Regions from separate parts of the Mus musculus genome. Here all the other regions are linked to region 3. A link is a loop called in an ENCODE intact Hi-C map of the cell type or tissue named here. Cell type or tissue: left cerebral cortex. All regions are shown on one strand.

Region 1 (4,000 bases), 1.2 Mb before region 3:
AACTGGGGACAGTGCCCTGTAGATGACCCACCTTGCAAGGATCGGTGGGATTCAGATCTCCCAGGGACACAAGCAAGGGTTCATTTATGGTGACGGCAGCAATGTGCTTCCTCCCCAAGCTCTGGTCCCTTCCCACTGGCTTGGCCTGGTGGGCTCCTGAATGGAATTTAGATGCACCAGTGCTAGATTTGCTCAATACCATGGGACCCAATCCAGACCTGCCCCAGACTCTTCAAGGGTCAGATTTTGAAACTATGCAGTCTGGGGCTGGTGAGATGGCTCAGTGGGTAAGAGCACCCGACTGCTCTTCCGAAGGTCCAGAGTTCAAATCCCAGCAACCACATGGTGGCTCACAACCATCTGTAACGAGATCTGACGCCCTCTTCTGGTGTGTCTGAAGACAGCTACAGTGTACTTACATGTAATAAATAAATCTTAAAAAAAAAAAAAAAAAAAAAAAGAAACTATGCAGTCCTACCCTCCCATAGCTAACTCCTGCCTGCTCAGCTCCAGCAAGATGGTGGGGTCACCGGCTCTCAAGTAGCAGACTTAAGTATTTTTCTCTGCTCTTTCTCTCCAGGTGATGCCACAGGGTCCTCTCAGTGGCCCTTATGCAGGAATGTTTCATCATCAATGCAGTCTCCCCTAACCCTGGACAAATACCCACCTCTATTCTTTCATTTCGTTTTGTTTTGTTTTGTTTTGTTTTGTTTTGTTTTGTTTTGTTTTGTTTTGTTTTTGAGACAGGGTTTCTCTGTGTAGCCCTGGAACTCACTTTGTAGACCAGGCTGGCCTTGAACTCAGAAATCTGACTGCCTCTGCCTCCCAACTGCTGGGATTAAAGGTGTGCGCCACCACCGCCCGGTCCCACCTCTATTCTTTACTTACATGGTCCTTGTTACAACAGTTAAGTAGTTTTGTCTTCTACTTAGGCTTCTTGGTAACTGCTTTATCCTTGTGGCCATAATATTAAGTCCACAGCCGGAATCTGGGTCTATTTTGTTCAAAGTCTCATTGTCAGTACATAGTAGCCTTCTAAGAAATGAATGAACCTCTAAGAGTGAATGAATGAAGCCCGGCTTACACACTCTACTGAGTCCACACCAAGCAATGCACCTGCAGAGGCTGCAGAGAAAAACTCTAGCTTGCCCTTCTAGGCATCTCCCTCAAATCACTTTTCCCAAGTGCCTCAATGTCCCGTTCATCTTTTTTCCATAAGAAGCAGTTATGGGGAGAGTTCAGGAAAGGGTCTCGGGTACTATGCCCATGGCATGGCATACAGGCTCTCTCCCTCCCAGGGGCAGTTTAGGATGTAGAGAGGCTATTTCAGGGTCATGGCCTCTCAGTAACAGGTCTCTGAAACACAGCATGTGGTAAGATCTAGCCCAGAGTGACTTCACATCAGTGGCTGACTTCTTGTTCTTTCGCCACAGGACAGCTCTTGGCATAGCTTGAAGGAACAGAGGGCGACTGCCTTCTAGGAAGGAGGGGCCCACCAACACTGTGCTCTGAGTTGTTTTGCTAATAGACTGTGACATTCCATGATCACTGTGAAAGAACTCACTTGCAACAGGAAGCTGAGAGGGAAGGGTGAGTTACAGTACCAAATCATAACCACCAGATGGCGCCAAATCTCCAGAAATGAGCTAAGAGATGGAGCAGGCAGTGCATCTTTTTCTGCAGTTTAGAGGCCGCCCATCCCTGACTGCTTTTCTGCCCTTTCAACTACACAGCCCTGCAGAGTGAGCCAGTGCCGTGTCCCCACTCTCCACCTATCTTCCCTCTACTCTTTAATGAAACCAGGACTCTTTGCTTCTTTGTGTTTTGTTCCCCACAGCAAGCCCCAAATGAGGTGCCTTTATCTTTCAGCCCTTGCCCTGACTGACACGTTCAAGCCAGCAAACCTGTTTACAGCTTGTCTGATAAAAAACATCTAGGAAATTCTTCTCAATGCAGGAACTGCCTTGAAGATATGTCCTATATTAATAGATAGAAAACACTGGGCCAGTGGTGGTAGTGGTGGTTTCAGGGGTGGTAGTGGTGGTGGTGCTGGAGGAGGAGAAAGAGGAGGAAGAGGAGGAGGAAGAGGAGGAGGAGGAGGAAGAGGAGGAGGAGGAGGGAGGAGGGAGGAGGGAGGAGGGAAGTGTTGCTTGAGAAAGAGACTGAAGAAAAGCTCACATCAGAAAAGTAAGAGCCACAGACACCACGAGTGCCTGACAACATGTGTTTTCCTACAGAGGTGCCCCACAGGGCAGACAACATCAACACTGTGAGAATCCTGCAGGCCCCATGAGACACAGCTTTACAAGGCCTTTTGTACATGTTCTGTGGCCTTTCTCCTTTTGGACACAATGTGAATTTGTCCAGCATTCTTGGTTTGAGGAAGGGAGAATAGAGGCCTGGAGAAGAAAGGCCTAAGAGCACAAACTGCTTTTTGATCTCTTGCTTTCTTTGCATGACACAAGTTATCCATCACATACTAGAACCCTTGCCACTGTGATTAATGCTTATAGACTAATTTACAATTCTTCCTTTCATTTTTGAGATTATAATATAATAACATCACTCCCCTCTTTCATTTCCACCTCCTAAATGCTGCCATAACTCCTGTTTGTTCTTTGAAATCTGTAGCTTCCTTTTTCATTAATTGTTGTTACATGTATGTGTGTGTGTGTGTGTGTGTGTGTGTGTGTGTGTGTGTGTACTATTTCTCCCACTCTCAGCATGCTTTAGCTGCCCAAGTTCTCTATGTAGGGTTGAGTCCTTTTGCCCTCCCCCAACCCCGTCTCTGTCTCCTTTGGCATGTCTGTTGTTGTCCTTGTTCAGCCTGTATTTAGGCAGTCACATTGGTGACACTTTATGAGCATAGGAGACATTCATAAGAGACATAATCTTACAGCAAACTCCCTGTAACTGTGCCTCTTCTTTCACAATGACCCCTGAGCTTTAGTTGTGTTTAGATTTATTCACTGGGCTCCACAACTCTGCATTTTGATTGGTAGTGCTTTTCTGTAATGGTCTCTGTCTGTTGCTAAAAGAGTTTCTTTGATGCAGGGCAAGGACTGAGCACGTGGACAGATAATTTAGATTCTGATGAAGATAGCTGCTGGTTTAGTGAAGTGGTTGTTCTAGGTTCTCCATCTGTGACTTGGGAGAGCATCCAGGAGAGGTGGCTATGCCTTCTGGGATGCTGTTAGCTCTATCCTAGGTCTTAGTTACATGGAGACTATGTGCGAGGTCAGGAGACCTCATCTGTGGAGAAGCATGGAATAGAGATGTAGTAACTACAGAGGTTGTGGCACTTTGGGCCCAGGATTTTATCCAAACCCTTTACTTGATCCTGGAAACAAATGCCAGAAGCAAGAAGAAATCTAAACCCCTGTTTTACGAGAGGCTATCATTTGTAAATTTAATTGTGCTGTGCTTCTTCTCATACCTAATCAGTCAGGGTCTAAGAGAGAAGACGCACATAATGGCATTGATATTGACTTGACCTATATCCAAAGAGCCAGGACCCGTGAGACTTAGGTGAACAAGGGCCATCCGAGAACCATAAACTTTCCTCCACTGAGGTTCTAATGAAGTGCAGGCTTGAAGAGGCAAAGAAAGTCAGCTAGACTCAGGGTCAGAGTATAGAAGCGTTGTGGAGTAAGGTCTGAGGACGGGATATTTGAGGCCCCCTCTCCTGACAGTGAGAACTTTTACCAGGCTTTGGACAATGTCAAATGTGCCTGTCTAACAGACACTCAAAGGTGTCTACATCCACTTAGAACATCTTTCTTGTAGACAACCATGCCCCTTCTGTGGGATCCCCACAGGATTTTAATGAAATTCTTAGATCTGTTTGATCTATACTGAGGAATTTATTTTTCTCTTTCTGTGCCATTTGTTCACGTCCCTGTGTATACTTGGACAAAACCAAAACCAAACCAAACCAAAAATGAAGAAGAAATGAAATTGAAGGTATTCTCTAATTCCACTTGGAGAAAAGTTTTCGTAA
Region 2 (4,000 bases), 1.1 Mb before region 3:
AATTACATTTCATTTTGGCAATTGTGTGGAGCCCTGCCTAATTTAACAAAAGGCTCCGAGAAAAAAAAAAAAAAGAATACAGTGGAGCAGACGCACATAGCAACCATTAAATTAGGATACAGGCACGAGTGCCACGCAGAGAGGGGAGGCTTCTGCCAGGCAGAGCAGGGGCAAGAATAATGGCAGGCCCAAGGAAAACTGGCGCTTTTGGGTTTAGACTGAAGGAGATGGATCTTAGCCCAAAGGAACCTAGAGACTGGCCTCTAGGAACACTGTATCCTGGAGTTCCCTCTTGGCGCTATAATGATGCTTTCTCCTGTGATCAGAAAGTCATAGATGGATGTTCTGAAGATCAGTCCTACTACAGTTTAGGATCTCCACGTGATTTCCCCAGCTCTTCCTTTTCCCCACAATAAGATGCACAGATAGTGGGGATTACTTTGCATGCTGTCTTGTAAGAAGAAATTCAATTGCCAGCTAGGGAGGCAAGACATGGAGTGGATGGGCATTAAGTGTTTCCAGGTAGGCCATCAAAACAGGAAGCATAGTACAGCTTTTTGCATAGGCCCAGGAAAGCTGTGCCTTAGGACTAAAGCCTGCATGGACAGTTGCAGAGGACTGGGCATCCACAGGGGCTCAGCTACCTGGAGTGGCAAAGGCAGTTCAGTTCTCCAGGGCGGGGTCTGACAACTTCTGCATGGCATTGCGGAAGGAAGGTGCCAGTGTCAGTTTTCAATTTGCTGCTTTCCCCAGAACTCCTTCTCCAGCCCTCCCCTCTACCTCCCCACCCATACCAGGGGAGGCAGTGAAAGGGACTCAACATCTCCTCAGCTCGCTCTGGTACAAGGAGAGCGCGGAGCCCCTTGAAACACCACTGTCCCTCGGGGATCTGGGCCTTAGTGGGTGCTTCTGTCTCGGCGCTGCGGGGGTTAAGGTGGGCGCCCGCGCCCAGCACCAGCCGGGATGAGCGCGCAGTCCGCACCACCCGCCAGCCGGCTTGCTCCGAGTCGACACAGGGAGAAAGTGGCGGTCAGGGATGCTGCTGCTGCCATGACAACCCCGGCGGTCGGGGCCCGCGTGCTTCAGGGCTGCTCCCCGGAGGAAGGCGGCGCGGAGGCCGGGGGCGGCCGCTGAGCGTGGCGTCCGCGCGTCCCCGCGTCCCGTGCAGCGTCCCTGGAGGAGGCGGGGGCCGCAGTCCGCTCAGCTCCCCGCGCCCAAAGCTGCGCCGCGGCGCTCCGCGGGCTGGTGAGGGCCAGGCCAACAGGACTCGCCCACTGGGCTACTGGGAGGACAGCTTCGGAGCAAGCGGAGGAACCAGGCTACACCTGCTGCGGGTCACTGCGTGGAACTTTTTATCGCCTTGGGGTCCAGATGCGAGACTCGGGGCTGTTTTCTAACTCCATCCAAACATGTGTGTGATCTAATAAAACATTTTCTCCTCTCCTTGAAATCAGGAGCTTTAAAAACAATTTTTTATGACATCTCCTTTCTGTCAGAGACACTTGCCTTCTTTGGGTTATAAACTTTTGATGCCAGACCTCTGCAGAACGCGCCCAACTGAATCTTAAAGTAGCTTCACCGAGAAAGGCAGAGAACGCACAATCTGTGACCTTCGTCCCTGCTCCTTCTTTCGTGCTCTCCCTCCCCCGGGCTCCCTCCGCCCCAGGGAGCGTCGAGAAAGCTCTTTTTTGGATGCAGGAGGGGGCATCTGGTTCTGCTAGGCTGGAAAGCTGAGGCTGAAGCCGAGGAAGAATTATTAGGCTCCGGAGAGCCTGGACTCAGCCTTGCCTTCTCCCGCTCCCAGCTCCTGGTTCGCTCTCTGTGTGCTTTCGCCCCTCAACACTTCCGGCTGTTCTGAGAGGGCTAGGGACAAGGACCTTGTCGCTGCAGGAGTTCTGGGAAGTTGTGGCTGTCGAGAATGGGGGTCTGTGGGTACCTGTTCCTGCCCTGGAAGTGCCTCGTGGTCGTGTCTCTCAGGCTGCTATTCCTTGTACCCACAGGAGTGCCGGTGCGCAGCGGAGATGCCACCTTTCCCAAAGCTATGGACAACGTGACGGTCCGGCAGGGGGAGAGCGCCACCCTCAGGTAGGGAGCCTTCCTTCATCTGGGGACAGAACCCATTGCACATGGCTTCAAGGGGAGGGGGTGAGGGAGAGAGAAAAGGAAGCTAGAATGAGGGGCATTTAAGCATGCAAAGGGCCTTTTGCGGGCCCAAGAATTGGCCAGTTGCGTCGTGTGCTTGCTGATACCAGCTTTCTTGGACGTCCTTGTCATTTGGTGCTCTTTTGGTCTGCAGTCTTACAGGCAATGTTAAAGTCTACACTTGGGATGTCATATATTCATGGAGCAATGGGATGGCAAGTTTCACACCCGGACGAGACACTGCGTAGTTAACTAAATACCCTTGGATTTTTCTTCCAGGCCAGGAGGATGTGATGACACAGGATCGCCCTCAGCTAACCATCTGTGATGGCAGCGTGTGTTGGGGCTATTTCACAATTGAAGGCTTTAGATTTCCTGTGCCAGGGCACGACTTTTTATGAGTCTTAGGAAGACACAGCCCCTCAGTCTAACCCTGTGCGGTGCACTTGGGCCCTGATGCAAATTATGAGGCCTTTGTGTTTTTATGGGCTGGGACCAAGAAGAGCAAGCATGTAGCTTTTATGCACCGACATCATTCCTGTGTGAGAAGCACAATAGGGAAGCTTTTTGTTTTAGCTTAATGAGTTACAGAGAATCACTTCCATGCTCCAGGCAGAGGGGTGGAGATGCTTGGAATATGAACCTTTGGGGACTGGGCCTGCTGCAGCAGAGACTTTAATAAAAATGCAGCCACCACTTTCCACGAGCTCAGCAGATATCATCTTTTATCCCTTTAATGAGGCAGTTCTGGTCCTAGGAGACAGATTCAGGGACATCCCAGCTTAAGTATGTCTCAGTGTACACAGGGTGAATGTGTTTGCCCTGCCTATGACTTTGATGGTTATAGTGAAAATAAAATATTCTGACCCAGATTCTGCAGCCAGAATGCCTGGCTTCTACAAGGAGATATTGAGGGTGGGATTTCCTTCTTCCTGTTCTCTGTGCTTTTCCTTGTGGAGTCCTTCCAACACACACAGATATCTCCCAGAGGAAGAAATCTTTTCACATGAACCCTAGGGTTAAATTTGGATCCCTTCTGCCTTGGGAGGTTCGTAGGTAAATCATCTTTTCAGCTAGTGAAAGATCCCAAAGTCCTGTCTTCTTGACCTGCATGGTCCTAAAGACAGCATGAGTTACAAGTGCTTCTCATCTTTTGAGCACCCCTTAGCTTGTAGTGGATGAGAGTGCCTTATCCTTATTGTGTTGCTTCAAGGAAAGTTCCAGGTCTGCTCTTTGAGGTATGATTTGTGGGACTTCACTTTTGCAGGGGACTGGTGGTTCAAAGGTGCCAAAAGCATCTAACCGCAGTGTATGTGAACCCAGGAAATGTGGATAGTAGTAGTAGTGGCAAAAGAGTTTCAACACTGCCAAATACCTCTTGTTCTTTCAGTCTTTTGTTAGAGGCAATGAATTGTTTCATAAACAAGGGGGATATCACTAATAAATTTACAAATTCTGCTGTCCTCCTCCTTCCTGTCCCTGAAAATTAAATAAAAAACTTAGAAACTTGAGCTTCTGCCTTCTGGGTGCAGTAAGACAGTTCTACCAGCAGAGGGCGAGCTTCAAGCTTCAATCTCTCTCTCTCTCTCTCTCTCTCTCTCTCTCTCTCTCTTATTAGCTACTGGCCTGTTTTCATGATCTTCAATTCTAATGTTTAACAGCTGGGCTTGGTAATGGGAAAGGGGAATAAAAAAGGAAAAGCTGAATGGTTGCTTTTCATGCTTTGTGGAAACAACAATGTGTATGTTCAACTATGACTGCTGCTGCTTACCTGACCGTTGTGGTAGCTGACTTTTAAAAGTCAGCACAAGCCATGTTGATTTTGTCTCTCTTCTCTCTTCTGCCCCTTTCCCCTGCT
Region 3 (4,000 bases):
ACAAGGATAGGACAGGCCAATTTCTCGGGAGGCAGCAGGATGCGAACAGATGTCAGTGGTGGCAGATCATTGCAATTCCTGTCTGCGTTCTGCATGCATCCCAAAAAGAGAACATGAACGTCTTCGAACTGAAATGAAGAAAATAATTTTGGAAATACTCTTGGATGCCTGAGCTGGATGAGCACTCCTCAGAAACAATGAGGATCCAGTGAGGTGCATGTGAGGACAGGAGGCTTGTGTTGGGGGTAGCATCCCCTTTCTCCTCCCAGCAGTCTCTGAAGAAAGAGACTCTGAACAAAGAAAGAAACTTTGAACACTAGGGGATAGTATAAAAACTTTAAAAGTGGGAGTCTATTAATCCTGGCTTATTCCACCCATTAAGCACTTAGGTGACAGAAGCCAGCATGTGTGTGTGTGTGTGTGTCTGTGTGTGTGTGTGTATGTGTGTTTGTGTGTGTAGTCACCTAGCTAATAGTAGGAAAACAGTGATCATACCTTTTCCATTTCTGATCTGGGAGAAAGACTGGCCCATATAAACTGCTGCCTCAGTTCAGGGGAACGCCAGAGCCAAGAAGTGGGAGTGGGTGGGTGGGGGAGTGGGTGGGGGAGTGGGTAGGGGAGTGTGTGGGGTACTTTTGGAATAGTGTTGGAAATGTAAATGAAATAAATACCCAATTTTTTAAAAAAAGAAAAGTATAGAGCTTCTTGTATTAGAAGTTTGTCCACCCCTTCCATACCACAGTGCAGTGTAGGAGGTGGTGGGGCCTTTAAGAGGTGGGGCTTCATGCATCTCATCAGGTCATTGGAGGTACTGCTCTGTGGAGGAAGTAAGGGAGTTCTTACAGGACCTTGGTGAGTTCTCATGAGAGTGGGATGTTAGCATGGGGTGTCAGCAAGAATCACAATGACCTTTTCATCTCTGTCTCTGTATGATCACTTTCTTACTGTTGTGGGATTTGGGTGGCATGTTGGAAATACACTGACTGAGCTGTTACTCATCACATAGATGGCCATAGGCTGGACCAGTAGATGATCGGGCTCCAAAACTGACCTAGATGAGACAGACTTCTTATAAAGTAAGTACAAAAGGAGGAGAACACATAACGACAATTGCTAGGCTTGTGTTCACCTATTTGGAGAGCTTTCACGAGTTCCAGTGGACAGTGATGGTTGGAATACAGTGAAGAAGGCCATGCTAACTGCAGAATCAGCCATGTGTATCAAAGACCACAGTGACCTGTGAAAGGGGTACAGGATAGCACTGGGTGCAGATGAAAGGTCTGTAGAACCTGGGGCAAAGGGTGTGTCTAGTGATGTCATCAGGACAGTATTATAGGGAAAGGTGTACTATGTAAAGGATAAAATTGGAGGAGATAGAGCCATTCAGAAGTACTATTTAAAATGGGTAAATAAAACAGAAAAAAATTAACAGAGGTTGAAAGACAGTTGGAGCTCAAGGTATGCATAGGAGACAAGATGGAGCAGGGGTTGTCCTTGGAGAAATGAGGCATACTGAGTCAGGGATACTGCTATTTCAAGTGTGAGCTAGCTTGAACTTGATTTTGGTGCAAGCTGCTGAAATATCTGGACAGACCCAGACAGGATCCAAGCTCTGTGGGGAAGATGAATCTAGTCTACAATGAATGGCAGCCAGAAAGGATTTCAGACAGAGAGATCAGATAGGAGCTAGCTATTAGTAAGAAGTTCACTGCAGATAAAGAATGATCACACGGGGGTGGGGTAGAGGTGGGGGTTGTGGGGGTGGGGCTGGGAGAAGAGGAAGAGTCTTTGATAGATCTTGGTCAAAGTTAAAAGGGGCGGGGTGGGGGGGCGGGAGGGAGAGATCCTTAGGGCAAGGTGACCGAAGTCACAAAGGAATTAAGGTCTTTTGTTTATCTGTGAAATGAGGGGCACATTGTGCTTTGGGGGCTCATTTACCTAACAGTATAATTCTCTCCATAAGGCATGGAATAGCTAGTGAGCTCTTAGTTTCATCCTGTGACTCCACCAAGCCCAAGAAAAACAGCCTCAGTTAAGCGCAGCCCTGCTGTCCCCGGGATTTCCTTGTTGCAGGAGTATGAGGCAGATTAGTGGGCTCCCAAACACAGTCTTGACAGCGAGGGGTGGGGGTGGGGGGCTGGGGAGGTTAAGGGGTTGGGATGAGGGGGAGCTAGGGGTTCTTCAGTTAGCACTGCAAGGCCAGCAGTCAGGCTGGCCTTTTTCAAACTTGTACCCACAGCTCCATCTGCTGGTGGTGGGATCCCTGGCCTGTGGGCTCTGTGTACTTAAGACCTTATTTTGTGTCCCCAAACACCTCTGTCCACATTTCACCCTTCTCTTTGCAGTCATAGAAACACACTCACAAGAGTGTGAATGTGCATACACACACATAGACACACACTGACACCCAAAAATACGCATGTGCAACTAGGAAGATGCAGACACAGGTAGAGAAAAGCTGATAGATAATCATGCACAAACACAGATTCATAGAAACTCTGCCAAACATAGAAGTACACAGGGAAAGATACACATACAAGGATATACATACACAGGCATACAGAGGAAAGCGCACACACACACACACACACACACACACACAGAGAGAGAGAGAGAGAGAGAGAGAGAGAGAGAGAGAGAGAGAGAGAGAGATTAATTTCTGCCACCTCCTGTGATGTACAAGGTGCAAGCACCTTCCTGCTATATCTGGGTGGCTTCTTGTTCCCCCCCAGCCCTCTAATTCTGGAGCCCTGCAGCCTGCCCGGAGGCAAGGCCTGGGGTGAGAGTTGAACCAGATTCCCTCCTTAGCCCAGTGTAAGTGCAAACAGCAGGTGGCCAGGAGGAGTACTTGGGAGGGCTCATGGTTGGACATCTGAAAAGTTAATTTCTTGGTTAATTTACCTTTGTGCCTATAACAGAACCTATGATTGCATCCTGCTCTCTCTTCAAGAATCCAGGAGACTGGAAGGAGAGAGGGAGCCCTGCTTTCAACACTCCTACACCTGCTCCCCCCCCCCCCCACTCCATCTTGGCAGCCTCACTGTGTTCCAGCTTGCATTCCCCAACAACTGGCGAGACAAGCTGGCCCCTCCTACCTTTCCTATTAACCTACTTTCCCTGAAGACACTAGTTTGTCTAAAGAAGCTTAAGTTCAAATGAATTTTATTTTTAAACCAGAAAATTTACGACACTGTAATGAAAATAGTCACTTTTTAAAAACCTTTTAAGGAAAAAAAAAAAAAAAAGGAAAGAAAGAAATGCCATTCCCAGCTACATCTCTTAATGGCTGCCTCCTGGAGGCAGACTAAGTGATGGCTCTAACCAACCTGTTTAAAATGTGAGAGAGGTTACTGCAGAAGTAATCCAAGGGTGTCTCGACTGCAAATACGAATGCCTTTGTCAGCGATCTCTGGCGCCATGCAGGGCACAGGTATTTTTAGCCCACGCAGATATGCAGGGGACACATGTGCACAAGCTGAATTCTGTGAGATGGGTTCTGAATCCTGACTCTCCATTCCTGTGGGCTTTGGAGCTCTGACAAAGTGGCTGGCTATGGCTGCAGACAAACGGGTCAGGGTCTCTGATTTGTGCCCAGTTCTCCGGCCTACGGAACCCAGACTGAGATGTAGCATCTCTATGGCAACTGCTGTAGCCTCCATAGATGTCAGCGATGACAGAAAGGGCTGCTATAGACCCCATAGACACTCCTGCTTTGGTCTGTTGTTTTGGTTTTTCCCTTTGCACATCTGGAACAAGGCTGAACAGAAAAGGAATGGTGAAATTCCCGAGGCATCTCCTTGTGTGCAAATTATAGTACAATGATATAGTATATGTGTGATCTGCATGTCTGAAGGTGGGTATAGTGTATACGGTGTTAGAAAGCACATGTGTGCTGCCCATGTTGCACACATGAGAGGTGTGTAGTGCATTGGTAATGTTGAGTGCTTACAGTTTTATTCAGGTGCTTATATTCGTGAGTGAGTTTCTCTCTCTCTCTCTC
Region 4 (4,000 bases), 520 kb before region 3:
GTGTGTACTAAGGCTGAGCCACACCACAGCTAAAACCAGGGTATTTTCAGTAAATAACATAATGTCAGGATTTACAATATGACGAAATATCCTCCAACTCTGCCCTAGCAGAGGAAGGAGACAGGAACAACTTAATAACCCTTTTCCTAGCCCTGGAGCAACTAAAATGCATACAGGCAAGGGCACCCCACTCTACCTTCACCCTAATCCTCAGTGTCCTCCACCAATAAGGTTACCATCTGGCTTACGAATATGAGACCTAGGGGTAGTTCTTGTCACCCATAAGTCAAGCAGCTAGGTCTCTGTCTTAGTTAGGGTTTTATTTCTGTGAAGAGACATCATGACCACAGCAACCCTTATAAAGGAAGACATTTAATTGGGGCTGGCTTACAGTTAAAAGATTTAGTCTATTGTCATGGTGGAAATCACCATGGCAAGCAGGCCAACATGATGTTGGAAAATAAGCTGAGAGTTCTACATCCAGATTAATAGGCAGTAGAAAGAGAGAGAAAAAGCCACTGGGTTTGGCTTGATCATTTGAAAACACAATTCCTCCAACAAGGCAATACCTCCTAATAGAACCACTCCCCAGGAATTTATGGGAGCCATTTTCACTCAAAGCACCACAGTTTCCTTAATTCATTTGTCGAATGTGAGCATTCTACTGCCCTTAGTATGGATGAGAAAACTTCAAGGAAACAAAACTGAATATGCTTAGCACATAGTGGACATTTGAAGCTGTTTTCCTACAGCTTGTCTGAAGCTAAGAAAAACTCCCAACTTGGGTGTCTTTTTAGATGTCCCTCTGTTCTCAGAGGTGCTCTATGTTAACCAAGAGAACACTACATTAAATGAAATAAGCCAGGCACAAAAAAGGCAAATGCCACCTGATGTCACTCACATTTAGAATTTAAAAAGGCCATGCTCCTAGGAGTACTGAGCAAATTAAGGTTTGGTAAAGGCCAGGGATTGGTTGCCAGTACAGACTCATAGCTACGTAGGAAATGGTTATGGCTAATGACATATAAAATCATTAGGAAAGGGTTTGGCATGATCTCATGACAAAGAGGTAAGGGATAAATGACCTAGATAACCTGACTTATTCATTAGTCAATGTAAAAATGTAACCAAACATTATAGTCTATATCATAAACATACAAAATGATTTATTACCTGTCAACTAAAGAAAGAAGGAAGGAAAGAAGAGAAAGGTGGGAGGAGAAAGAGAGCGAAGGAAGGAGGAGGAAAGAAGGAACTGCTTTCCCTTTGATGGTAATTATTTAAGTGAGGCTAAGCCCACAGGATTGGAGGAATGAAGATACCTTTAGAGATGAAAATGACCAATAGGTTTGCTGTTCCAAGGCTGATTTACGGTTGCTTTGGACATTTAGCCCATGGGCTGGGAAGCATTACCAGAAAGTACTGAGAAGTTAGCATTTCTTCACCCTTCACCTCTCAGACCACAGACTCTTTACTAGTTTTTCCAGGTTCAGAGAAGAACAGAGTTGAGAATTGAAGCCTTACTTCTAAAATGTAGGGTGGGCAGGATGTCTCAGCAGGAAAAGGCATCTGCCATGCAAGCCTAGTGATTTAAACTTGATTCCTGAAAACCCACATAAAGGCAAGAACCAACTCCACACAGTTGTCCTCTGACTTCCACATATGTGCAGTAGCATAAGCAGCTTCCTCCCACCCCCTCACAGCATACAATAATAACAGCTTGGAAGACTTTAAATAAAGATTATCCAATTTTTAAGTTATATCTTAAGTAATTTTATCTTTTTCTTTTGCTGAAAATTCCTCTCTTTTGTCTTCAAAGTGTATTTCCCAGTCTGCTTAATTTGGAGGAGAAAACCAGCCCAAACTTAGAACACTGGCTCGAAGAGCTTGAACCCTGACATTTCTTCTTGACCCCGACAGTTGTTTTGTTTCTTAAACTTTTCATGACCTTGCCCCTGTTTATGTGACCCTCCAGGGTCTTCCTCTCCCTCTTCTCCAGTTTAAGGAAATATAGTCTCCCCAAAAGAAAATGCCTCCTCTGGTTTTAAGGAGCCTCCATTGACCTCTACATGACCCTGGTGAACTTGTAATGAAAGAATTGATCTTTGTATGACTGGGTTCTCAGGATCTGTGGGTTGTTGTGCTCTTGGGATGACTGAAAGGGGGGGGGGTGGAGCATGACACATGTCCTACTCAAGTTGGCTATTGTAACCTCACCACTAAACTGTGTTCTGTAAAATTAATTTAGCTACACCAAGAGATATCGAGGCTCCATCATCTTCCTTGAACTGAGCCTTCCTTCCAAAATTCTTCTAGGACAGAGTCAGTTGAGAGATATGAATCTCAATTGTGACTAGATTCATGTTTTTCTCTTCTATGTAAATATTTCTTACTGGTCTTGGCTTATATACAAGAGAATTCATTTTTGCATTCTCTATTTTGGGATGCACTGTTTTTCTTTAAAAAACATTATTATCTCTTGTGGTAAGCTAAAAAAAATGGTTTGTTAAAAAGAAATCTCCATGCCCTAATAACTTCAATTGTTGACCCATATACATAAAAAATAAAATAACTAAGTAAAGAAAATAAAAGAAAAGAAAATAGAAGTTCCAAATGAAGTCATGGATTTTGCTTTGTTATTCAGTTATATGAACTCTTATGTCTTGGTTCATTTTTGTATTATTAAAGGAAAATAAATTGTAATTGATAATTTGTAAAGAATAAAGGTATATTCAGCTCATAGTTCTGGGGTCCTAGAGACTCAAAATCAAGGTACCACATCTAATGAGGCCTTTTTTTATTGTTGAGAAATCTCTGTAGGGACTGGAGGAGATACATGTCAGAAAAGACAGCCACAACCAAGAATGAGGGCACTATCACACTGACTTTTACAAGAGATCCACTTTTGAGCAGATGAAGCCATTCCTAAGAGCAAGGCCTTCTTTACTAATGGCCTCACAGAGGTCCTACCTGACCTTGCCTCTCAAGACTGAAACTGGAAATGAGATTTCCACATGAGTTTTGGTGGAAACACTCCATCCATGATACTTTTTGAGAGGGATTCAGAGGGAATGACACACAGAATATGAGATTCTGACTAGAAGACAGAAATGGGCTAGCTGTAAGTCAGTCTAGGGGTCCTGGAAGAGGCATGGGTCCAGTACTCCTCTACATTGTTCAAGGACATAGGACCTAGAAGATGTCATGACTTCAGACCAGTTATGTCTGATGCTGACCTCTTGCCTTCATAATTGTAACAGAGTAAATGTGTGCTCCTTTAAGTGGTTATTGTGGTGACTTGTTCCAGCAGCTAGAAATATCTAATACATCATCCATTACTTCTTTTGATGGCTGGATATTTTCCCCAACACTAATTGCCTCTTTAGAGCCTCACCACAATCTCCCATAATAAACCATGCTCCCAACCATCATGATGAAAACATATATTACAAAATGGTCCATGATGACATCTGAGACATTTTTAAATGAACTTGGATATTTCTAGACAGGTCTCTTCTGAATTAACAGGAGAGAGTGAATGCTACTGTCTGTGTCAAACACCTTAAAGGTTAAATAAAACATTTCTGGTGAAGAAATTAAATAAAATATGTAGATGAACCTGGAGATTCAGAAGTGACTAACCCAACTTCCCAGAGACACTGATGCGACCCAGAAAATCATGAAGATGCTGGGGCTGAAGAGATGGCTCCGTGATCAAAGTTCTTGCCCTATAGTGTGAGGAATAGAGTTCTGATCTTCCAAACCCATGGGAAATGCCAGGTGGGTATGGCAGTCCAGACTTAGAAGGCAGAGACATAGATTTCCAGAGAAAGCTGGTTAGGGAGACTAGCCATATCTGTGAGCTCTGGGTTTGACTGATACAACCTGCCTCAGTGAATAATGTAGGAAGGAGGCTGAGATTGCAGATGATTCTCAATGCCAGTTTCAGGTCTCGACATTGATACGAATACACATGCATGCACACACAATGGACAACATA
Region 5 (4,000 bases), 260 kb before region 3:
CTAGGGACTCAACAGTAACAACACCTACATAAGCAGAGGCACTCTACTGAACTTCTCCTTCATGTACCGTGGTAAGGCTGCTTACTTCTCATGCAGCTACCTCTAAGCACTTTGTCAGGAATATATGGGCAAATATGGCCTTCATGCCCATGGCAGCTCTCTTTTTAAACTAAACCTTGCGAAAAACATTTTGTGAAAGACATCTCCATCTGATGACCTTCTGGGTTCAATAACATCAGTTGTCCCCAAGGAGAAGTTCCCATAGTGTCCTCAGTGATTTCTCTCCTTACCAGATGTGAATTCCTACATGATTTCCTACCAAGTATCAGTGGTTACTTAACTCTAAGCCCATAATTATGAACACTAGAAGAGCCTTGGTGACCCCTCTCCTGACTGAAGGAAGTGTTCATTTATATAGCCTGGAGACAGGTTACAGTATGCTAAGTACTGATCCTACAGAAGCCACATCTGATTGATACTCTCAGAAGTACGTGTTCAGTTTCTCAAACCTTACTGATAGAGTAGGCAGGGCTAGCAACAGCTGAGTGGTAACATTACATATGCACATTCAAAAGACATTTATTATCTGAAAGACACTGTTTAGAAATTGTGTTTCTACTTAATTTGTGATAAATGATTAGTAAACTTGTTTGTCAATGTAATAAAAAAAAAAAAAAACACTGAGACTCATAGAGCATTCTCAATGAGATGCACATAGCTTGTTATCTAAGAAGAGTAAGAAGCAGCCACTCTCACAGGAGGAAGAGGTGATTGCTTGCCTGAACTCTTCCTCCCCACGTCCTCCCCAGGCAGCCCTCTGCCCTGTACAATCTATCCTAGACAGACTTTCTTCTGCCAAAGCAAACTGATTACCCTAAGGTGGAGGATGGATGGCCAACTAAAGAGATATCTTTTGTCCAAACGTGCCTGGAAAGATTATAAACCATGACGAGGTCCACTCCTCTACCTGGACAGAGAAGGCTAGATCTAGGTTAGATCTAAGAGGAGAGCTAGCCTCTGGAACATAAGGATTATAAACTCAGACATCGCTCAGCCTTCTGGCATGACATTCTTTCTCCTATTAATAGCAACTTTGTCCCATTCTGCTTATCCAAGAAAATGGAATGAATGAGACTTGGCTGCAAGTATGAGAGAGAATAAAATCCAGGAGAGCAATAAATTGGAGTACAGAGTGGCAGACACCATAATCCGCTGGAATGCCTCTCTGGCTCAAGGAAAAGTACCTCTTTGGGGAACCAGCAAAGGAAATCAATGCCCATAAAAGCATCCAGAGCACAGGCAACAGCAGAAAAAATAGACACTGTTGACCAGGACATGCGGCAGATTGCAGGTTGTAAAACAAAATAGAAAGTCATTAAAAAGGCGGGCAAAGGGCATGCTTGCACGATGCAGATGTCACTGGGGACCTGCGTTAGGGGGGCTCGGGACTTCTCATTAGCTGGGAGGTCAGTATTGTCTGTATGACTCTGGGGTCCCACATGGTTGATCCCTGCTCAGCGGCATGGAGGTGAGAAGTGGTTACACGGGCAATAGGTCCACTTGGTAGCACGTTCTAACCAGCTTATCGGGTTATTAACACATCACAAGCATATTGAGCTGTATTCATTTAGGGTTCGGGTTGCTTTAACCAAAGACTGTTCTGGGAAGCCTGCCAGGATATGTATTTCTGGAAGGAGTTCCCTTTCTACCTCATACAGCACCTTTTGATCCACCAGAGGGCAGAGTCAACCCATGAGACCCAGGCTTAGGAGCTTTGTGGGGTTGTGTGCAGTCGGGAGGATATCTGCAGGAGGGGACCATAAAAGCAAAGCCATCAACAAATTCTCCTTATACAGGAAGTAGGGAAACACTTCCCACAACTTCCGGAACAAGACAACTAGCCAACAATAGGACCTGAAAAGGAGCAGGGTTAAAATGTCACTGGTATGTTGTGCCTCAGTTTCCCAACATGTCAAAGAAAAGGTGCTTGAATCTTCTTGGTGTATTTATAAATCAGACTGCCTTTTACAGATCATCAAGAGCATCTCTCATAACACAAGAGGAACGGCTGGAGGAGCCAGGCTTTAAGCTCATAGCCAACAAAGTAGAAGGCCTGCTTGGAAGGCCTTTCCCAGGCTTCCCACTTCTGTCTCCCACTGGCCCTCTGCAGGCCTCTACCCCAGGCGTCCCCATTCTAGCCCTTCCTTGCTTTTCATTGTCTTGGCCACCTGCTCCAGTTCCCCTTGTCTTGGGAGAAATAAAAGTAAGCCCCAAAATAACTCCTGGGGGAGAATGACAGCAGCTGCCTGCTGCCATCCCAGAAGATAACTCCAGAGTTCTGGCAAGGTGCCAGCAGTGGTGTGAGCTTTGATTTCCAGAGCTATTGCCTATGTTCCACAATAGCTCAGCCTTCGTTTATCAGAGAGAAGAGGATGATGGAGGAGCAACAAAAAAAAAAAAAAATACCTTCCCAAACCATAATAATAACAGGCACCAGCATCTGTCATCACCCCCAGCAGGATTCCATGGTATGTACCACATGCCAATCACATGGCTTCATCAAGAACTGACTCCACAGCTGGACTGGAAAAAAAAAATCACATTACCCTCCCTGATACTGTCCAATGTTCTTAAACCAACCCTGTGGGAAAGCAAACCCATCAGGCTCTTTTGGACTAGAAAAGAATGGATACAGAATCATCTGTTGGTTAGTTTTGTTTTATTTTTCCATCACAAGCGTTCTCTGACATAACCAAGTAGCCAGACACCAGCTCATTCTCGGTCTCTGTTCCCCTACATTACACAAGAGTGTGTGCTTGGACTCAAGGAACTCACAGACAAACGATGATGCCTTCTACCAACAGCTGGTACACTCCAGCCCTGTCAGAACCGAAGACAATCTTCCTCTTCTCCTGTTCCTTCTACTCTTCCTCCTCCCCTATCTCTTACACACACACACACACACACACACACACACACACACACACACACACACACACTCACTATACTCTTTCCTATCCCTATACACCTCAATAGTAAATTATGTGGGCATAATTTAGTCCAGGTTTCTTGGGCATCATAGAACACATGCACAAATCTATTCACTAAAATCATCTCACAGAATGTTGTAGGGGTATATATGCTTAATGTGCATCAACCAGCACGCCAGTGAAATAAAAGATGAAGAGGACAGATAAGATGTCATAGGAAGATGGTGCTTTCTGGTTTGCAATGTACATCAGCCACAGTTATGGACCTTTTTTAAGTGCCTGTGCTTTACTAATCTCTTTCCACTAATATTTAAAAGAAGTTTCACAGCTTTTACTGATGAATAGAATGGAGTGACGTCATCTGAGTGGCTGGGAAGATTTAGGAAGAATTGGGGTAATATAGAGCTGTAACAACAAACCGGGACACATCATAAGATGTTCTCACAGAGAGCCTTTGAAATACCCCTAGGAACATAGCATGGAGGTATGGATGATGTCCCAGACAGCAGCCCTGAGCCTAGATCTAGGAGATAGAGAGAATCACTCTCCACTGGGGAAAGGCTAAAAAGCCACAAATGTTCTCACAGGACCACTGGTGGGTTACACCTGCCAGAGCTGTGAGCCCACTGGAAGGAGCAGCCACTGAGAAGCCCAGATTGAAACTTAAGGCCAGAGGGTCATTAACTGAAAGAAATGAGGAAGGCAAAATAACAGTATGTCACTGTCATCAGCATGAACCAGGCACCACGCTAACCCCTTCACACAAGATGTTTTACTTGCTGTGTGGCAGTTATCAAAAATATCTCTATGTTGTATGTGAACAAACAGAAGCCTAATAAATTGCCTAAGGTCACATAGTCACTAAATTTCAGAGTTGGGCTTCTACTTTAGCAATGTCTTTCTGAAGATCCATCCTCCATAGCAGGGTGTTCTGTACGTCTGTACCTGCTGATCTGTCGGTCTTGGGAGCTGGGCCAGTGGGGAACCAGAAAAAGAAATGCACTTAAAGG
Region 6 (4,000 bases), 180 kb after region 3:
GTCTTCCAACTCCAAACCTTGGGAACTGAACAATAGCATCATAAAAGTGGAAGAAGCTTAATAAACAGGCAAGCATTATCAAGGAAGAACAAGTTAGAGACAGAAGGTAGGTATGGGGAAGGAACCGAGAACCACTGACAGAAGAAATAACTTTTAAGAGAGAGAAAACCCAACACAAGCCCACTGGGTTCTTTCCAAAGGGAGTTGAGTAATCATATTCAATGAGATGAAGAATAAATAATGACTTTCAGAAATAAGCATGAAAATCTTAGTAACAGCCAATATGCAAAAACCATCTAGAGTGGCATTTGGATGCAGCCATAGTAACCCAGCATCAGCCACACACCCGTGGTGAGAGGCCTGAAGAAGCAATGTCTGCCTGGTTCTGGGCTGATTGGCTATATTTTCTAGCTTATTCTAAACTTTCAAAGCTGTTGATCTCTGTATCTATCATGTCTGCTGCCATCTTCCCTGAGAGCTTCTCTCCACAGTGAAATCTGAGGAATTAGCCAGGCCAGCATGGGGCCTGACAGCTTCACACACGTTCACCTGCCCTAGCTCAGCTCCTCTAAGAGCTGCCCCTCCCGGCCGTGCGCTCCACATCCTCAAGGCTATTCCACTAAGGTTTTCAGCTTCTTGTCTTCAGTGCCAGGGGCAAGGTGACATTCCTTGAGATTTATTATTATTGTTTTCCATAACCTGAGGAATGTCAGCCCTCTAAAAGCCTCTGTGCCGTGTTGATTTTCTAAGTTAACTCTGACTTAGCATAGATTTATTGGCCAAGTTGGTGATTTACCGTGTGTGTGCTCGTGTCAGCGTACCTGTTTGCCACACGAAGGTGAAGCAAGAGGAAAGAAAATACACTATTTACTTGGCTCTAACGTGTGCCACCATGGGAGCTAATTGCTATCATTGGTACCAATCCTTTCCATTCTCAAAGCTGTCAGGTAAGGAGAAGATATCATTTATCACACGGGAGAACAAGGCTCCAAGAAGCTGAGTGGAGGGCAAGGGTCAAATTGGCTGGGGTCTAATTCTATAGGAAAAAAGAGAAACCAATGTATACAGATGACTGAAAGCATCCACATTCATATGCCAAACAGAAGCACAATGTTACACTGGGATCCAAGCATGTGGAGTGAATGGAAGTCTGGTATTAATTTAGCATGCTTGCTTCCTTAGAGAGCAGCCTGGAACCCTGTTGGTACAGTGTTATCTTCCAGGCAATGATAATTTAGGAAGCTAGGAGACCTCCATTCAAAATAACTGAGTTTGCACCCTGTTTTCCCCAGTTGCTCCGGGCTTCCATTCCTCTCTCCTGAGTGGATGAAACTCCAGTGTGTCATTCTCATTTGCCTGAAGCGAGCAGGGGCCGGAGACATTGTCACAACAGTTCTTATAGCTCAAGCTATTTGTCTGTCCCTCTGAGGCCAATGGTTTCTTTTTGTCCCAAATAGTCACTGTCCCCAGGGAAGCTGCCATCGCCTTGGCTCTGGAATATCACAGACTTTATTGTATCAACAAGATTTTTCTGTTGGAAAAACTAGTCTCTTATCGGATCAATTTGAGGTTGATGTCTCTGGGACACAATTCAGCGTTTCTCATGAACTTCAACCCTCCTGTTGCACTGAGCACATATATCATGGCTCCCACTGACCTCAGGGCAGGAGTGGGGCAGTAAGGTCCTGGGAAGCAGCTTTGCAGCTGTGAGGAGGGAGGGAGCCAACCTGTCTGAAAGGGCTTCCTCATTTGCAATTGGGATAACAGTCAAACTTGTGAGGGCATCTGAAGGGTCAAGAGGTCCACACCCATGCAAACACCTCAGTTACCACCAGCGCTTTTGTGTTCTACATCTGACCTGGGGTTTGTGCTGGCCTCTGTGGTTCTATAAATAAGTACAAGCCTGGCTTCCCATACACACTCAATATTCCCAGATTTGCTGCCCGTGGGATGAACGCCCCACTTTAAAGTACAAGGGAGATGGAGACGGTTTGGTGAGCAATAGTCAAAAGATCTCTTGCTCATGCACCAATGCCAACTCAGTCATCATGTGGCAAGGCACCTAACTCCTGTGAACTGCATTTCCATGGTGCTGCCTACGGTGAGATGGTAGACTGGGCACACATGTGCACAAAAGGTTTCTTATAAAGCCATATTTCACAAAGTCTTACTGAGCTGTCTCTTCGATCTCCAGCACTTCCTCACAAGGCAACTACAATAACATAGCCACTAAACCACACATGAGTGGCCAGCCTAGATAAAACTTCTTATGGAAGCCCAGCACAGATCTTGCTATAGAGAGTTTTATTGGTGGCATGTGAGGGATACCACTAAAATCCTTGGACTAACTATGGCTGAGAACAGTTTTTAGGGGGCGTCAGATTAAGAGCCTGCATTTTTTTAAATCAGCCGTTCTGCCTTCCACTTGTCTGGTGGAACTGATCTCAGCTCTTCTCTTACTGCCCTCTGGTGGCGACCGCTTGCAATTTCATGACTGCGCCAGGCTGGCTCTAGTCTGGGTGTTCCCCCGCCCCCGCCCCCTTGCTCTCAGCACTAAGCAAGTTTATCGTCAGGTATAACCTTCCCCCTGGATTCATGAGCTCAGAGTATGTGACTTCATGTGGCCACAGTTTGAAAGTATATCAAAAATTATATCAACACGGAACATGTGTATTTCCCCACGTCGTTATTCTGTAAACAAAATAGCTTAAGTACATAACGATTATTTTGCGCTGCGTATTTTAAGTAAAACAGGGCTGATTTAGAGCAGTGTTTTTCAACCCTCCTGATGCTGTGACCCTTTACTACACTTCTACATGTTCTGTTGACTCCCAATCATGGAATTATTTTTGTTGCTACTCCATAACTGTAATTTTGATACGATTATGAATTGTAATGTAAATCTCTGATACACAAGACATCTGATATGCCACTCCTGGGAAAAGGTCATGAACCACTGATTTAAATTATATGCACGGATACTTATTCAGATATGAAACTTGAGCATCCGAGGACGTTGGTATCTGTAGGGAGCTGGGCCTGGGAGCTAATTGCCCGCAAACCAAGAAAAATAAAATTTGTCTTTCTCTTCCTCCCCTAAGGCTCTGGACCTCTCTATTGTCAACTGGCCTTGTTTCTCTATGCACGTCCCATCCAGCCCTGAGCTATCGTCTCAGCGGAGTTGATCCTATCATTCTTGCTTAAAACCCTTTAATGATTTTCACTGTCCTCCAGGGAATCTCTGGGTCCTTGGCACAAAATAAAATATGATCGTCTGTGAAGTCTCCTCTGACCACATCCTTCACTCTGAGCCCTGCCTGTGTCCTTGGGTGGATTGGCCAGGCTGCTTTCGATCCTGTAGCCTTCCTGAGGCCCCCCAGCTCTCCGGAGGTCTCTGGGCTCTGCAGTTCTCCTAGGCTTCCTCCCACTGTCTTGCTATGTGTATTCAATGAGTTCCCGGCTTCTCCCCACCGAAGGCTCTTTCCTCATAGAAGCGTACAACCCAGCTCACGTCATTTTTTTCATTGAGGACCTTGTGCGACAACTCCCTCTCCTAGTCCATTTTCAGCACAGGCCTAAGGCCCCGGCTTTCTACTCTGCAGCGGGCTTCCCCACCAGACCATGTGCTCCCTGACCCAGAAATCGCACTTCATTTGCGGTTTGCAAATCTCTCAGTTCTAAGACAAGGTGCTGTGCTAAAATAGAGAACCAACTCAATAAATGTTGTATGAGAATCCTAGGTAGCCAAGACCTTGAAAAATGGCAGCTGCTCCAAGGGGGAAAGGTAATCGCGATCGCTTTTATTTGCTCAATGATAACAGTGACTCCCGTGAGCGATCATAATAGATTTATTATAAGCAAGCCACCAGAAAGATATTTTTATTCTCTCTTTCGATGAGCCGGCTGCTGCATTATTCACTGAAATGCAATACTATCTCATTTAATCATTACACGAGTCCCAGGAGCTGAGATGAGGGCAGGCGGTGGATCTACTCTCAGT

What was found. Hi-C counts contacts between places; a loop is a spot of excess contacts. Peaks named below come from ENCODE experiments on the same cell type or tissue, not always from the same donor. Only the 100,000 strongest peaks of a DNase experiment are listed, where the experiment ranks them.
Region 1: a loop joins it to region 3, with 8 times the contacts of the local background. A loop is called at or near these places in 12 of 42 quality-filtered maps.
Region 2: a loop joins it to region 3, with 4 times the contacts of the local background. A loop is called at or near these places in 6 of 42 quality-filtered maps.
Region 4: a loop joins it to region 3, with 4 times the contacts of the local background. A loop is called at or near these places in 2 of 42 quality-filtered maps.
Region 5: it touches region 3 in a loop (8-fold over the local background); 11 of 42 quality-filtered maps call a loop at or near these places.
Region 6: a loop joins it to region 3, with 3 times the contacts of the local background. A loop is called at or near these places in 5 of 42 quality-filtered maps.

Annotation. Positions count from the first base shown.
Region 1 is chr9:28,259,957-28,263,956 of GRCm38, forward strand. The region is part of intron 1 of Opcml (opioid binding protein/cell adhesion molecule-like); the gene reads left to right. Among named protein-coding and RNA genes, the nearest start is that of Gm39313, 130 kb to the right of the region's middle. In left cerebral cortex, a CTCF peak has its summit at 1,614 (motif pointing right); DNase peaks (open chromatin) are centred at 1,632 and 3,115.
Region 2 is chr9:28,402,328-28,406,327 of GRCm38, forward strand. Opcml (opioid binding protein/cell adhesion molecule-like) reads left to right here. Exons shown (of 8, transcript NM_177906.5): 2 at 2,001-2,085. Among named protein-coding and RNA genes, the nearest start is that of Gm39313, 8.1 kb to the left of the region's middle. In left cerebral cortex, CTCF peaks have their summits at 2,087 and 3,675 (motif pointing right); DNase peaks (open chromatin) are centred at 179, 1,032, 1,619, 2,060 and 4 more places; H3K4me3 peaks cover 3,252 bases; H3K27ac peaks cover 3,685 bases.
Region 3 is chr9:29,456,144-29,460,143 of GRCm38, forward strand. It overlaps a transcript of Ntm not described here. Among named protein-coding and RNA genes, the nearest start is that of Ntm, 45 kb to the left of the region's middle. In left cerebral cortex, CTCF peaks have their summits at 2,261 (motif pointing left) and 3,308 (motif pointing left); DNase peaks (open chromatin) are centred at 57, 2,259, 3,015 and 3,414; H3K27ac peaks cover 647 bases.
Region 4 is chr9:28,939,448-28,943,447 of GRCm38, forward strand. No RefSeq gene overlaps it. Among named protein-coding and RNA genes, the nearest start is that of Gm15520, 94 kb to the right of the region's middle. In left cerebral cortex, no CTCF peak of the experiment used is centred here; a DNase peak (open chromatin) is centred at 1,654.
Region 5 is chr9:29,200,127-29,204,126 of GRCm38, forward strand. The region is part of intron 1 of Ntm (neurotrimin); the gene reads right to left. Among named protein-coding and RNA genes, the nearest start is that of Gm15520, 170 kb to the left of the region's middle. In left cerebral cortex, a CTCF peak has its summit at 1,736 (motif pointing right); DNase peaks (open chromatin) are centred at 1,738 and 2,298; H3K27ac peaks cover 293 bases.
Region 6 is chr9:29,640,990-29,644,989 of GRCm38, forward strand. It overlaps a transcript of Ntm not described here. Among named protein-coding and RNA genes, the nearest start is that of Gm15521, 10 kb to the left of the region's middle. In left cerebral cortex, a CTCF peak has its summit at 2,466 (motif pointing left); a DNase peak (open chromatin) is centred at 2,463.